Linked DNA regions of Mus musculus: region 2 is linked to region 1. Evidence: chromatin contacts called from ENCODE Hi-C or POLR2A ChIA-PET data. All regions are on one chromosome and are shown on one strand. Each heading gives the region's core, a stretch centred on a gene start or an enhancer-like site at or near the end of the contact. The rest is flanking DNA. Distances are from core to core; before and after follow the strand shown.

Region 1 (7,364 bases), core at 3,595-6,094:
GGCTTTGAGGTTTCAAAAGCCCACGTCATTCCTGTTAGCTGTCTTTCTTCCTCAGGGTTGTTGTCTCAACATGTAAGTTCTTAGCTATTGCCCCAGCACTAAGCCTGCCTGCCTGCTGCCACACTATGGTCATAGAGTAATCCTCTAAATGTGTAAGCAACTCCCAAATAGACCTTTTCTTCCCTATAAGTTTCCTTGGTCATAGTGTCTCTTCACAGCAATAGAAAAATAACTAAGACATGAACCACAAAATGGAAGTCATCACCAAGTTGTTAGAAAGGAGTAACTTATTCTATGTTTTGAAGTGGGGTGTACATGCAGGTTAGAGTCCTAGATTGCTAGATGCATTGTTAGCAGATCTGTGTGCACATAGCCCAAGTCAAGTGAAGTCCAGGCTAAGTTATTCCCTATGCTTGCTTGTACCAGGATGACTTCTTTCTAGCCTGAATCAGGACAAAGACTTATTTGAGCCAGGTTTCCTAACCCTATAGGAAATTACTGAATCATATCAACATGATCAATAAGACCAAATTCTGAACGTAAAGCAAGAACAAGTCTTAGTCAGGTGTGGGTTTGCTGCTGTTTATAGCTCCCACTCTGCTCTCCTTTTTTCTAGAACTCTCTCCCATTTTTTTCCTTTCGATAAAACACAATGTACACTATTATTACTCCCATCTGGTCTCCGAGAGACAGGGTGCTCCACATCCTCCAGCTCTTCCTTCGGTCTACTGCGGAATATTTGGTCTACATGATTGTTGGCTGCCTCATGAGCTCTTTTCACTCGAAACGTTGTGACAGCTTGCTGTCCACAGTGATGGCAGCTAGTGCTATCTTAACAGCAGTGATCTTTCCTTGCTTCACCAAAGATCTGTGTGATGTTGCCCGTCGGGTAGGGATTCTGCTGCCTCTTCCAGAAGCAGCTGAAGCTTCTAATTGCTCTTCTGCAAGTGAACAGAATGATGGTTATACAAACTGACTTCCTGATGATGCCTGCTACCAGGTTCATCTCAGCTTATATGGAGGCTTTCCAGGTAGGCCAAGGCCATCATGGTTGGGCTCATAGGACCCTGAATTTCATAGTGTGTCTCAGTCTAGCTAGCAAGCACGATGGGTGAGACAACTTGCAGTCTCAGCTGGGTATTATATATCTATAATCAGAGTATTTGGGAGGTTGAGACAGGAGGACTGCCACTAATTCCACCTCTCTTTCAAAAACCAAACTGAAATAAAACAACATAAAAGAGAATAAAATTAAAATTAATCTTTGTGAATACCATTCCTCAGAGGGGCCTGGAGAGATGATGCAGCAGTTAAGAGCACTTGTCTCAGAAGACCCAGGCTCAATCTCCAGAATCCATGCTGGGTGGTTCTAAGCAGACCCAATCCTCTGATCTCTTAGGTACACACACACACACACACACACACACAGAAAAACCCTCATAACAACTTACATATTCTCTGGAAATTAAACTTAGCATTAAGAACTAGTTCAAAATAAAAGAGGACAGAAAATTGGGTCATAGTGGAGTGGGAATGGAGCTGGAAGGAGTTAACAGGAGGAGTTTCAGGTGAATGTGCTTAAAATATGCTGTATGGGATTCCCAATGAATTAATGAAGATATTTAAAAATGCTTCTAATTATAAGTAGTAAAAGACTAATACATGATTCTTAAATGTATGCTTATTTGGAAAACAATTCCAAATATTATGTTTGTTGTTGTTTTGTTTGAGGTTGGGTCTTGCTATATAGCACTGGCTGCTCTAGAATTCAGTGTGTAGATCAGGCTAGCCTCAGGGTTGTGGCCATCTTTCAGCACCATCATACTCAGCTCCACGCATCACTTTAGTTTATGACTGCCAAGTTACTGTGACAGAGCTCATTGACAGAGGGCTTGAACCTCACACTCCCCTCTGTTCTCTTCTTATAGACTAGCCACAGTTCCTTTTCTTCACATTACTTCTTGAGAATAAAAAAATCCAATATTGCAGACCACTGAACTGAAAAGTAATCTGCTGGGAATGAGTTAGGATAGCCTTCTGTCCTTCGTGACTGCCATTCAGAGAGGCTCATAAACCATCCCAAGGGCAGCTGGATCCTACAGAGGAGAGCTCAGGACAAGCTGAGTGCTGCCTTCTGAGCAGGGCCGCTGTGAACAAAGGGAGAACGTGACCAAAGGCCTCAGTATACCTTCTAACTGATTTTCAGGGATTTAAAGTTATGAAATGTATTTGCTTTCTATTAAACAAAGTCCATAAGCAAATGTCAAGTTGATTGCTTAAAGCTGAATGCAAAGGCTGGAGCCTGTAACTCCATCACTTGGGAAGCCGAGGCAGGAGGACTGTCACCAGTTCTAGGCTAGCCTGGGCTACAGTCTCATAATACCAGGAAAAAAAAATGATTGTCTAAAACAGTGCAGAAAGGACTAGAGACCCTTAGCAGACATTTTCAGATAATGACTTTTGCCCTCAGATTCTAACATGCCTTCTGAGGCGATTTTAGTTTCAGATGAGCTATTGTTAATGATCCATTGACTCTGTAAATACTTACTGAATACCCAAGTGTTGGGTACTTTATCATAGTCTCAAGACAACGAACAAAACCAGACAGAACACCTCCTTTCAGGAATTTTCAATCTGGGGAAAGTAGGACTAGAGAAGTAAAATGCACAGGGAGAGGCTCCGTGCTACTGTGGGACCAGCACTCTAAAGGACAGGTGTTCAGTAGTATGACTGATTTAACTTCATCTGTGGAGCTTTAGGTGGGAAGAGAAGTTTCCATAATGAAGAGAACCTGGGATCTGAAGTAGATAAAAGCTTTGGGGGAAGAACAAAAGAACTAGAGACCCAGTCTATATGGTCCAGGTGCAGAGAGGACCTGGAGGTGTTACAAAATTGAGAGGGTGGAAGGAGCCCAGTACAGTGATCCTTACAGGTTACATTGGATTTAAATCATTTCAAAGTTGGGGTGAAAAGATTGGAAATCTATGTAATCAATTTCTACGAACAATCAACCAATAAGAATAAAGTTTCTTGGTTTTTTTTTTTCTTTTTTTCTTAAGTACACAGTAGAGAGCACTCAAGACAAAGGTCCTAAGGAAAACTCTGGTACAATGTAACTCATCGCTCCTCCCCTGGAGCTTTTAATTCTGGCCAAAACTCATTTTGTTCCAGTGGGGCCTCTGTGTATAGACCCAGTTAAAGTTTATTGCTTAAATTTGGAAGTAAATGATTTCAGGTTATTATGCAATGAGCCCTTGGCTTCCCCTTATTCCACAGGTACACTGTGGAACAGTCTGTGGCTCACTCATAGCTGTAAATAAAATTACTTACCTGCATCAATAGTACAGGCATTATGACTAAACATTAATATTTATATAAAGCAATTAACTAGGTACACAGTGTTCTTATTATGCCTTATATTAAAAATTTAGTGTGTGTTGGATGCATTTGTTGGTATAAAGGCCCAAGGTCCACAAGCTCACTGATTTGGTTCGGCTAGCTTAGCTGGCCAAAGAACTTAAGCAATCCTGTTCTCTTAGTGCAGAAGTTACAGGAGTTCTATCACACTAGCCTTTTACTGTGTTCTGGTGATTCGAACTCAGGTCCTTGATGAGCAGCATACACTTTACTGAGTTGTCTCTCTTGCCTATTGCGAATATTTGCCACACTTCCATGCCAGATCTCTGGTTCGGTATGAGAACTCATAGGTAAGAAGAGGCAGGGAGAGGCTTCTTGGAGATCCTTTGCAGAGGCCGGCGAGGTCAAAGCGATTTTCTGTTTTAAAGATAGGGCCTTACTATGTCGTCCTCGCTGGCTTGGGAACTCCCTCTGTACACCAGGCTGGTTTCAAAGAGCATGATGTGCTTTTGCTACTTGAGTGCTTATATTAAAGGCGTGCACCACCACACCTGGTAAAAGTTATCTTAATCTTAGTCATTCTCATTCTCTCAAGAAGGTGCAGTGGAATTTTCCATAACTATGCAAAAAAACAGATAGTAAAATGTTGAGAAGCAGCTAGACGATCAAATTGTTTTCTAAAGGAGACATTAATTTTTTTCTCATCAATTTTTGTTTTTGTTTTGTTTTGTTGGTTTTGGTTTTTTCGAGACAGGGTTTCTCTGTGTAGCCCTGGCTGTCCTCGAACTCACTTTGTGGACCAGGCTGGCCTCGAACTCAGAAATCCGCCTGCCTCTGCCTCCCAAGTGCTGGGATTAAAGGCGTGTGCCATCACCGCCCCGCCAATTTTTGTTTTTGAAAAGTTACTTGTCATGATAATGTTTTGCCAACACTACATACTAGTATTTTAAAACATAAACCCTATGCAATTAATGTTCCTAGAGAACACAGTTTTTAGTTTTGTTGTTTTGAGTAAGGAGATCAGTGTTCTGAGCTAACCCTTGTTTGACCAACCACAGACAAAACTTGCTCTCCGTGTCTGCACGCCTTTTTTGCAGTGGTTTCCTCCCACTAAACCGCACTTCCAATTCTGCCCGTCAAACGTCCCATTCCACCTAAAACATGATCCCCGGCGCTGGCCCGGGTCTGTCGCTGCGCGGGGCAGCGTTGTGGGGACACCCACGGGTTCCCCTCCTGTTGGCCTAGAGGTTAAACTCAGCACCTACTGAGGCTCTAGAGAAGCATCCGGACTTCCGGCTCAGCTAGGCCACGCCCGGCCGCTTCCAGGCTGTGGCCGCCCGGAAGAGTACATCAGACCCCGGAGTCAGAGGGGGCGGTTCTGGCGCGCCACGCCTAGTGAGGGTGGGGCCACGCCCACACGGAGAGGCGTGGTCTCTACCCGGCGCGGGAAAGGGGCCGAAATCGCGTGCGCGCGCTCAGTCAGCGACCGCGCGCCACACGTTTCGGGAGGGGATGGCGGCAGCGGCGGCTGCTGGGAGCGGGACGCCCAGAGAGGAAGAGGCTCCCGGAGGGGAGGCAGCGGCTTCGCAGGCCCAAGCCCCGACGAGTGCACCCGGGGGAGTTCGCCTCTCGAGGCTGCCTCTGGCGAGAGTAAAGGCCTTGGTGAAGGCAGACCCTGACGTAACGCTGGCGGGACAGGAAGCCATCTTTATCCTGGCGCGTGCCGCGGTGCGACGGGGAAGCAAGGGCGCCTGGGTCGGGGAAAGGGGCGTGGCATCTAGGGGGCGTGGCGCTAGGGGGCGTGGCGGGCCCTGGTACGCCGACCTGACTTGACTGAGACCTAGGAAGGCCTCTGTGGGCCCCGTTTGAGTTGGTTAGCCACTCTCCTCTTCACGAGGACCCACGCAAATTTAGTTTGCATGGCTCCCACGGCTCACACAGAACTTGAAGGGGATCCTAATGAATGAGTAGGGTGGATTTGGAGATATTAGAGCAGGGGGATTGGAGCTATGGAGAGGGATAGCAGAAGTATTTTCATAAGTTCAGTACAATGGTAGCTTCTAGAACTTTCCTGTGTGGTAGAGTTCCCCCTTTACCCTTCTTGTCCACGTCTACACAGGATTGCTCATCTCAGTGGGCTAGAGTCCACTAATCTCTGCTTGCTTTTTTTTTTTTTTGTTGCAGGAACTGTTCGTGGAGACTATCGCAAAAGATGCCTACTGCTGTGCTCAACAAGGAAAGAGGAAAACTCTCCAGAGGAGAGATTTGGGTAGAGTCGCTGTGGTACCCCAGGGTGGACAGGGGAGCTATGGGCTGGGCTTTCTTATAGCTGTTTCACAAGGCATCATTGAAGCAAGGGGAAATTTGGCTTTTGGTTTATTTGTCTACCTGGTAACCCTTCCACATGTGTAAGCCTTTAGAGACTGTACCTCTCATTCCCTTCTATGCTGCCAAACTCTTTTTCTAGTATCTTTTTTTTTTGTTTTTGTTTTTCGAGACAGGGTTTCTCTGCAGCCCTGGCTGTCCTGGAACTCACTCTGTAGACCAGGCTGGCCTCGAACTCAGAAATTCACCTGCCTCAGTCTCCCAAGTGCTGGGATTAAAGGCGTGCACCACCACGCCCGGCCTTGTTCTAGTGTCTTTAGAGTAGAGAGAAAAGTGAATTTTGGAATAAGACAGGATTGTAGGATGCCTTGAACAGCATTTTCGCTGGCTTTTGAGGTGAGACAGTTAAAAGAATAGTGAGTGTAAAGATGGATCTTAGGACCTCTGGGTTACAGTTTGTAAGTGATGTCATTTGCATAAAATTCCATGTTGGGTCTGATGTCTGAATGGCAAGAGCCAATCAAGTATCCCTTTACCTTGTGTTTCAGATAATGCAATAGAAGCTGTGGATGAATTCGCTTTTCTAGAAGGTGAGTTCACTGCCTGCACAGACTATTTCTCTGTTGATGATGTGAGCTTCAAACCTTATAAAACCTTATAAAACAGATGTGTGGTTTTCCTTTGTATACATGGCAGCAATTCTCCCTGTTTTGATAGAAAAAAAAGGAACATTTTCCATTCTTGGGGAATTAGAAATTCTACAGGGAAATTGCAAGCTTAAAAGAAGAAGGAGGGAGTATATAAATTACCAGTAGAATTGGATTTAGATTTTGAATCCTGTTTATATCTCCAAACTAAATATTAATATTGCTCCTTTATAATGTTAAGAATTAGAAACAATTTGTAACTTTTTTTAAGATTCCTTTTTATTTACGTGTATGTGTGTTTCTATATGCCAAATGTATGTAGGTACCCCCATAAGAGCCAGAAGAGTAGTGTGAGCTGCTAAACATGGGTGCTGTGAACAGGGCTTCTGGAAGAGCAGCAAGCACTTTTTTGTTTTGTTTTTGCTCTATTTGAGACTTGGGTTTCTCTGTGTAGCCCTGGCTCTCCTGGAATTCACTCTGTAGACCAAGCTGGCCTTGAATTCGCAGAGATCCTAGAACTACTTGCCTCTACCTCCAGAGTGCTGGGATTAAAGGTGTGCTTCACAACTGCCTGCTGATGAGCATGAGGTCTTTTTTGTTGTTATTTTTTCGAGACAGGATTTCTCTGTATAGCCCTGGCTGTCCTGGAACTTACTCTGTAGACCAGGCTGGCCTCGAACTCAGAAATCCTCCTGCCTCTGCCTCCCGAGTGCTGGGATTAAAGGCGTGCGCCACTACCGCCCAGCTAGCAAGAGGTCTTAATCACTGAGTCATCTCTCCACCCTCAGTTCCTAACTTAAGACAGGGTCTTATATAGCTCAGACTAGCCTTGAACTCTCACTGTGTAGCTGAGAGTGACCTTGAATTCCTTTTCTGTCTTCACCTCCAAAATGCTAGTAATAATAATGATAAGTCAATACATACATAAATAGGCATATGCCACCTTGTCTGACGCTGAAATATTTTCTTCTTTTTTCACTCTGTTCTGCTTCTCTGTGTTAACCTTTGCCCATGGCACTCTTTAGATGTTCTCTT
Region 2 (7,207 bases), core at 4,023-6,522, 690 kb after region 1:
AATGACTTCATCAGAATAGGTCACTTTTTGAAAGTCCTCCTCAGTGACCAGAGTAGGCACGTGGTATTTATCTGCTGGACTGTTGAAACACTCAACAAAGGCACCATGTGACCTCTTGGTGAGAGATGAGTTTTATGTATTTTTAATTTTTCGTCTTTGAACATGTGTTTGGGTGTAGGCGCATTTGTACATGTGTGGGGGTTGAGAGAGAACCCCGGCCTCCGAGGACCATTTATATGAGTTCACAGTGAAGAAACTTTGGACGTTTAAACTGTTGGGGTCGGGGGTCCTATTTTATTTTCAATGACGTACATGTGTCTGTGAGTGTGTATGTGTGGGTGGTTGCCTATAGAGTTTAGAAGGGAGTGTTGGATAGCTCCTGGGGATGGAGTTACAGACAGTAGTAAACTGATTGATGTGTGCTAGGAACCAAACTGAGGTCCTCTTACATACTCTTAACCGTGGAGTCATTTCTCCAGCCCCAAATGTTAGATTTTTAAATGACACTTGGGACTTCTGAAGTTGAGCTGTACATTACCACAGTAACTCCTGTTCCAGTTGATCCAGTGCTTACTTGTGGCTCCCAAGGTCACCAGGCATGCACAGGGTATACAGACATACATGCAGGTGAAACAGTCATAAATATGAAATATATAGCCTTGTCTACAAAGTGAGTTCCAGGACAGCCAGGGCTACACAGAGAAACCCTGTCTCAAACAAACAAACAAACTATCTATCTATCTATCTATCTATCTATCTATCTATCTATCTATCTATTAAAAATATTCCCAAAGCTATGTGCTGAGGGCTTGGTTGTTGGCTGAGGGTCTGGGGGGAGAGTTTGGGATATGAGAGTCATGGCTTCGTCAATGGGTTAAGCCCTGGCTGATATATTAGTCATGGTTCTTTAGAGGAAGAGAACTGATAGAATGTGTATAAATGTATATATAATACGTATCTATATCCATAATTCTCACACACACACACACACACACACACACACACACACAAAAGCACTCCCTACTCTCAGAGAGGGGCTTCTCCTTGAAGTTAATCCTTCCCGGAACTCCAGGTCCACCCAGTAGTGTGTCTCTCCGTTGAAGTTTTAGTTAAATCAATGTAATGGCTGGTTTTGTGTGTCAACTTGACACAAGCTGGAGTAAGCACAAAGAAAGGAGCGTCAGTTGGGGGAGTACCTCCATGAGTTCTAGCTGTGGGGCATTTTCTCAATTAGTGATCAAGGGGGAAGGGCCCCTTGTGGATGATGCCATTCCTGGGCTGGTAGTCTTGGGTTCTATAAGAGAGCAGGCTGAGCAAGCCAGGGGAAGCAAGCAGGTAAGTAACATCCTTCCATGGTCTCTGCATCAGCTCCTGCTTCCTGTCCTGCTTGAGTTCCAGTCCTGACTTCCTTGGTGATGAACAGCAGTATGGAAGTGTAAGCTGAATAAACCCTTTCCTTCTCAACTTGCTTCTTGGTCATGATGTTTTGTGCAGGAATAGAAACCTTGTCTGAGACGATCAACAATCAAAAGTGACCATCACAAATAGGCTCATAACTTCTTTCTATAGATTTATTTTATTTTTATTTATGTGGCTCTGTATATGTATAAGCCCATGTGTGCAGATGCCCACAGAGGCCAGAAGAAGGTGGTAGATCCCCTGGAGCAGGAGTTACAGGCTGTTGTAAGCCACTTGACAGAGATTATGGGATCTGAAAGTAAGTCCTCTGCAAGAGCAGTAACCCTCTTATTCTCTGAGTCCTTTCTCTGCTTGGACTCCTCTGCCCCTAGGTTTTGTGAGACAAGGTCTCACTATGAAGTCCCAGCAGGCCTGGAACTCTCAGAGATATGCCTGCTTCTGGCTCACAAACACTTGGATTAAAGGTATGTGCTGCGACTTCATTGCAGCCTTTAAACAAATATATAAACTTTGTATTTCACCACCTCACCTCCACAAGCTAGAGACAAAGAATCAACTCCGACCCACACATTAACTACTGTATCACCTCAACTCTCTCTGGACATTTTACCAAGCTTCCTGATACCATAGTGAATGTGGAAGATGTAATCTCACAAGCAGACAGAACTCCTGGGGCCACACTAACAGATATGAGAACCGAATGGAAAACGAGGACGTGACGCTCCTAGGTGTGGCTGAGGTTTACTGTAGATGCAAGGAAGAGCACAGTCAGAGGCATCTGGAAGAGTCCAGGCTGAACAAGGTCAGCAGACTGAACCAGGCCCTGAGAGGAGGGGTCGGGGTTCAAGAGGAAAGAGATGTGGATGAGTGGACCAAAAGAGACCCAGGAGCGGAGCCAGCCGGGAGCCGGGAGAGAAGCAATGGCTAAGGCAGGGTCCAGCGGCTCCGTGAATGGAATCCCAGTTGCTGGGCTGCAGAGGTTTAGGGTAGTGGGCAGGGTGAGAAGTGTTCTTTGATTTTTTTCCTCCATGAAGTTGTTTAGTGCAATAATTAAAACGACAACTAACTTTTAATACAAAAATGAGGGTAAAGTGGCCTGGCAGCATTTGGTTGGCAGAAATATGGGAAGAAACGATGAAATAAAGGTCTTTTAAAATGTATTTATGTGTATGTGTTGGAAGGAGCCAGAAGAGGATGTCAGACCCTCTGTTAGGCCACCACATTCAGTTCTGGGAGCTGAACCTATGTCCTCTGCAAGAACAGTCAGTGTTCTTAATCATTTAGCGGTCTCGCTGGTTCCTGAGGTAAGTAGTTTTGAATTCTCTCTTCTGCTGCTGTTTGCAGTGAGGAGAGCTGGAGGTAACTAAATACAGCATGACCAATGTCAGGCCGGTGTCGTAAACTGCAGTGATCTAGAGAAGAGGAGGGAGGCCTGGAGCAGGGTCAAAGAGGAAGAGGATGAAGCACGAGGATTCGTGTGCTGTTGGACAGCTCTAGGTTAGCTTTAAGAACACTTTGCCCAGAGGCCGGGAGGAAACAGTCCTGGCACTGAGAGTTGGGCTGGAGCTATGGGGATGACCACGGAGGTCCCTGGAACAGCCCACGCTGGAGAAGCTGGAGGTGCCTAAGATGGATGAGTTCTGTATGTTCATGCTGACTCCGAGGTAGCAGTGGTGCGTTAATCCAGACTGATGATCACACCGTACATGTATTAAATAGTTCTAGCAACTTGCCATCTCTGAGAGTATGAGCCAGCTAGCCAGCCAGCCAGCCTGCCTGCCCTCCCTCCCTCCCTTCTTTCCTTCCTTCCTTTTCTTTTTGGTATTGGTGATGATGTACTCGAATCCACAATCTTTGTACATGTCAGACATGTGCTGTACCACTAAGCCTCACCTCCAGCAATAGCTGCCCTCAAATCTCAAATTCTTTAATTTTTTTCAAACAATTTCTCTCTCTGTCTCTCTGTCTCTGTCTCTGTCTCTGTCTCTGTCTCTCTCTCTCTGTGTGTGTGTGTGTGTGTGTGTGTGTGTGTGTGCTTGCAGGAGTCTATGTGCAGGACATATGTCCTGTTACCCAAGGACACCCAGTGTACATTAGTTTCCCTGGACCTGGAACTACAAACAGCTGGGAGCCGCCTGGTGTGGGTGCTGGGAACTGCTACAAGAGCTGTAAGTGTTCTTACACGGAGCTGTCTCCCAAGCCCCTCTCAACTCAAGAAGGTTTGAAATGGACCCCTTTTAGCTTGTATGCCTCCCAACTGCCCGAGGCAAACTCAGTTTTAGTTCTGGAAAAGGGAATGTTCTCAGTGAGCTCAAGGACTCCGTGGGGGCTATTTGTTAAGAGTGATGGCTTTTCTCTTTATGCTTTGTCCTAGTTAAGGTTTTGTTGATGAAATGAAATATCATGACCAAAGCAAGTTGAGGAAGAAAGGTTGCATTTGATTTACACTTCCATAACACTGGATCTCACTGATGGAAGTCAGAACAGAAACTCAAACAAGGAAGGAACATGGAGGCAGGAGCTGATGCAGAGGCTATGAAGGAATGCTGCTTACTGGCTTGCTCCTCATAGCTTGCTCAGCCTGCTTTCTTATAGAATCTAGAAACACCAGTCCAGGGATGGCACCACCCACAATGGGCTGGACCCTCCCCCATCAATCACTAACTTAAAAAAATGTCCTACAGGCCACCTACAGACCTATCTTATGGAGACATTTTCTCAGTTGGGGGTACTCTCCTCTCTGATGACTCTAACTTTTGACAAAACAGCTAGCATTTATTATTCTGTTTGGAGCCTGTGAGAGCCAGGTAGTGCTGGTTAGTAAGACAGAAGTTAAGCAAAAGAAGATACTCATTGCTCCCCACGGAATTCATAACAACGAACTAAATACCAATAATCAAACAAGAGGCAAACGAAAATTTCCTAAAAGAAGCAACGTTCTACAAGACTGATTAACTAATTAAAACGTGAGTGACTTGAAGCATTGTGGTGCTGCAGATCCAGAGCCCAACTATCTTGGCCCATTAGTCCCTCAAATGGTAATTTATTCCCAACTTACTTGTGAACCAACGGCCTTGTTATTATTAAGGGACTACATTCAGCAACCGCCTCACTTCCATCAACCTGAAGGCTAAGAAGGCCATCAGCGCAACTGAGGCATACAGCAGAGACATCTCCATTTTGATATAGCATTCCTAAATGGGTGTACCTGCCAATGTGTTTAAGGAATGGCTTTCTTGCTCTGATACTATGGAATGCCATGGAATTGTTACATGTAATTGGAACATGGATTTGTGGTGACCTAAATCTTGTGTTCTGAGCCCCTCATTAATACTTGACTCTAGAATAAACTATCTCTTTTGCCCTTTAGGTGACAGTTGTGTTTTTCATGTAGGCACAAGCAAATAAAAGGTGGAACTGAGGAGGCTGGAGAGGGTGGCTCTGCAGTTAGGAACACGTAATTTTTCAGAGGACCCATGTTCAATTTCCAGCATCCACATAGGGTCCCTTGCCACTGCCTGTAACTCCAGCTCCAGGGGATCATATGTCCTTCATGGGCACCTGCAATCACACTCACACACACACACACACACACACACACACACACACACACACTCCACGCACTTCATAGTCACTCACTAAATGCAAATGAGATCACAGTACTTAGTGAAATGTACAAACTTGCTAACCCTGTAGAGAAGTGTAACTTTGCAAATTATGGAGAAGAGGAAAATTATATACATTTACAGGTATAACTCCCTCAAACAAGCGGCGGTACACCGGGAAGCAAGTTTAGTCCCATAGGAGCCACCGTCCGGCCACACCCCATCGCACTGACTTCTGGGAGTTGTAGTCCTTCATTGAGGGTGTAGACATGGCGGCCTCCATGGCAGAAAGTTGTAGGGCGTCCCTGTACCTGGCCCGGAGCGTCCGAATGGCCAGGCCACGGCTTGCTGCCTTCGCATCTGATGCCTGCCGTGTCTGCACGGGCCCAAGCCGATTTCAGAGCACCGGGCCTTCAGAGCCCGGTGGGTTCAAGCCACCGCCGAAACCTGTCATCGTGGACCGGCGCCGAGTCCCGGAAGACGAGAGAAGGTGAGGCGGCCGAGGCCGCGTGGGAGTGCGCACACTTTGATACCCGCTTTATAGCTGGGCTGCACGAAATCGGGTTCCGGGTCTGCCCCTCTCTAGATCACGAAAGACGCAGGCTTGGACTCCCTTCCCTCAGTTTGTCCTAAAATCCACCACGGTGAGCCTTGGCCAACAGATTCTATCCAGGAGGAAGGGTTTGGGGAGGTCAGATCGGCTCAGGCACGTGGATCCAGCACACTCTTTTTCGTCTTACCTACATAAATGCATCTTCAGAAGCTTAACAGTATGGACCCGCAGGGTGGTTCGGTTGTGAAAGTTGCAACCTGTACACCCAAATCCATGCCTAGAACCCATAGAGAAAAGAGAGACCGTACTCCAAAGTTTGCCTTCAAATCCCCACATGAATGTTATGCTGGGCGCTCCAACCACAATACACAATAATTTGTGGGTGTGTATCAGGCTGGCCTTGAACTCAAAAAAGATCTGCCTGCTTTTGCCTCCTAAATGTTAGGATCAAAGGTGGGAATCCCTATGCTCGGTGGAAGATTTCTTTTAAAGTCAGTTTGCAGCTGGTGATTTGTATATATTTTCTCCATATTTATAGCTCAGTGGGAGACTTGTGCTCATTTGCAGACTGAGAGAAATGCAGCGTATTAACTGTGACAAAATTGTAACAAATAGTAATTATGTCAGCGGTTCATCACCTTTACGCTCCAGTTGTGCTTTGTTTTTTTTTTTTTTAAGTAAGATGACAATAAAACATCTAACTGGTCTCAGGATTAATTTATGCTACTATGGGTCAGCTTGCCTGTGTGGTGACAAACACCAGAGACAGCCAGCCTAAAGGGAACAAATTCGTTTGGCTCAGGGTTTGGACAGTTGTAGTTAATTTTGCTTGGTCCTGGCCCTGTCACTTGGGCCCTGCAGTGACACAGTATAGCGTGGCAGGAAGCATTAGCTAGGTAAAAGCAAAGGGAGAAACAGAAAGGGGCCGGGGTCTGTGCCTTGCCTTCAAGGTTAGATGCCCAGTGACATGTTTCCTGTACCGGACTGAAACTCTTTAAGGCTTTCTAAGCCCCAGTAGCTGCCCAGGATGACAGCTAAACAAACCCTTAGCACAAATGCCTTCTTGGACAATAAGGTCCAGACCTTGAGGGCTACTTGATGTATGATAACCATTTAAACACAATGCCTGGTGCGTTCTCAGGAGTGAGCATTAACAATGGTTTTGGAAACCATGGTTTTAGAAATAACATTGCAATCCATATTGAAAGAATAAAATACATCTACATTATACCCATTGTTTTTCTTATGCTGGCCTAAATCACCTTTCATTTTTAATTTTTTTATAGGTTCCTGAGTCCTGAATTCATCCCTCCCAGGGGGAGAACAAACCCTCTGAAATTTAAGATAGAAAGAAAAGATATGCTAGACAGGAGAAAGGTGCTTCCGATTCCAGAGTTCTATGTTGGTGAGTAACGGTGTCTGGCAGCAGGTGTTGGGCGCTAGTTTTCATTGCCTTCAGATTATTGTTCAGATGTCTGGGTTTTGCTGTTATTTATTTCTGACATACTAAGATATAAACCTTATTTGTTCATTCCTGCATCTGTGTCAGAGCTTGCTTCTCTTCTGACTCTGTAGGAAGCATACTTCGAGTCACCACAGCCGACCCCTATGCCAGTGGAAAAACCAGCCA

What was found. Hi-C counts contacts between places; a loop is a spot of excess contacts on that map. ChIA-PET counts read pairs that join two places held with the same protein, here RNA polymerase II (POLR2A).
Region 2: a map of T-helper 1 cell shows a loop between it and region 1 (4-fold over the local background). The contact joins the promoter of Mrpl19 here to the promoter of Pole4 in region 1. A Hi-C loop is called at or near these places in 2 of 37 maps with a recorded cell type or tissue (T-helper 1 cell and regulatory T cell). POLR2A ChIA-PET finds 5 or more read pairs at or near these places in 1 of 5 experiments (Patski).

What each region holds. Positions count from the first base shown.
Region 1 is chr6:82,650,345-82,657,708 of GRCm38, reverse strand. Pole4 (polymerase (DNA-directed), epsilon 4 (p12 subunit)) reads left to right here and starts at 4,844. Exons shown (of 4, transcript NM_025882.3): 1 at 4,844-5,085; 2 at 5,542-5,626; 3 at 6,231-6,272. The coding sequence starts at 4,870.
Region 2 is chr6:81,964,014-81,971,220 of GRCm38, reverse strand. Mrpl19 (mitochondrial ribosomal protein L19) reads left to right here and starts at 5,272. Exons shown (of 5, transcript NM_026490.2): 1 at 5,272-5,514; 2 at 6,864-6,982; 3 at 7,153-7,207. The coding sequence starts at 5,294.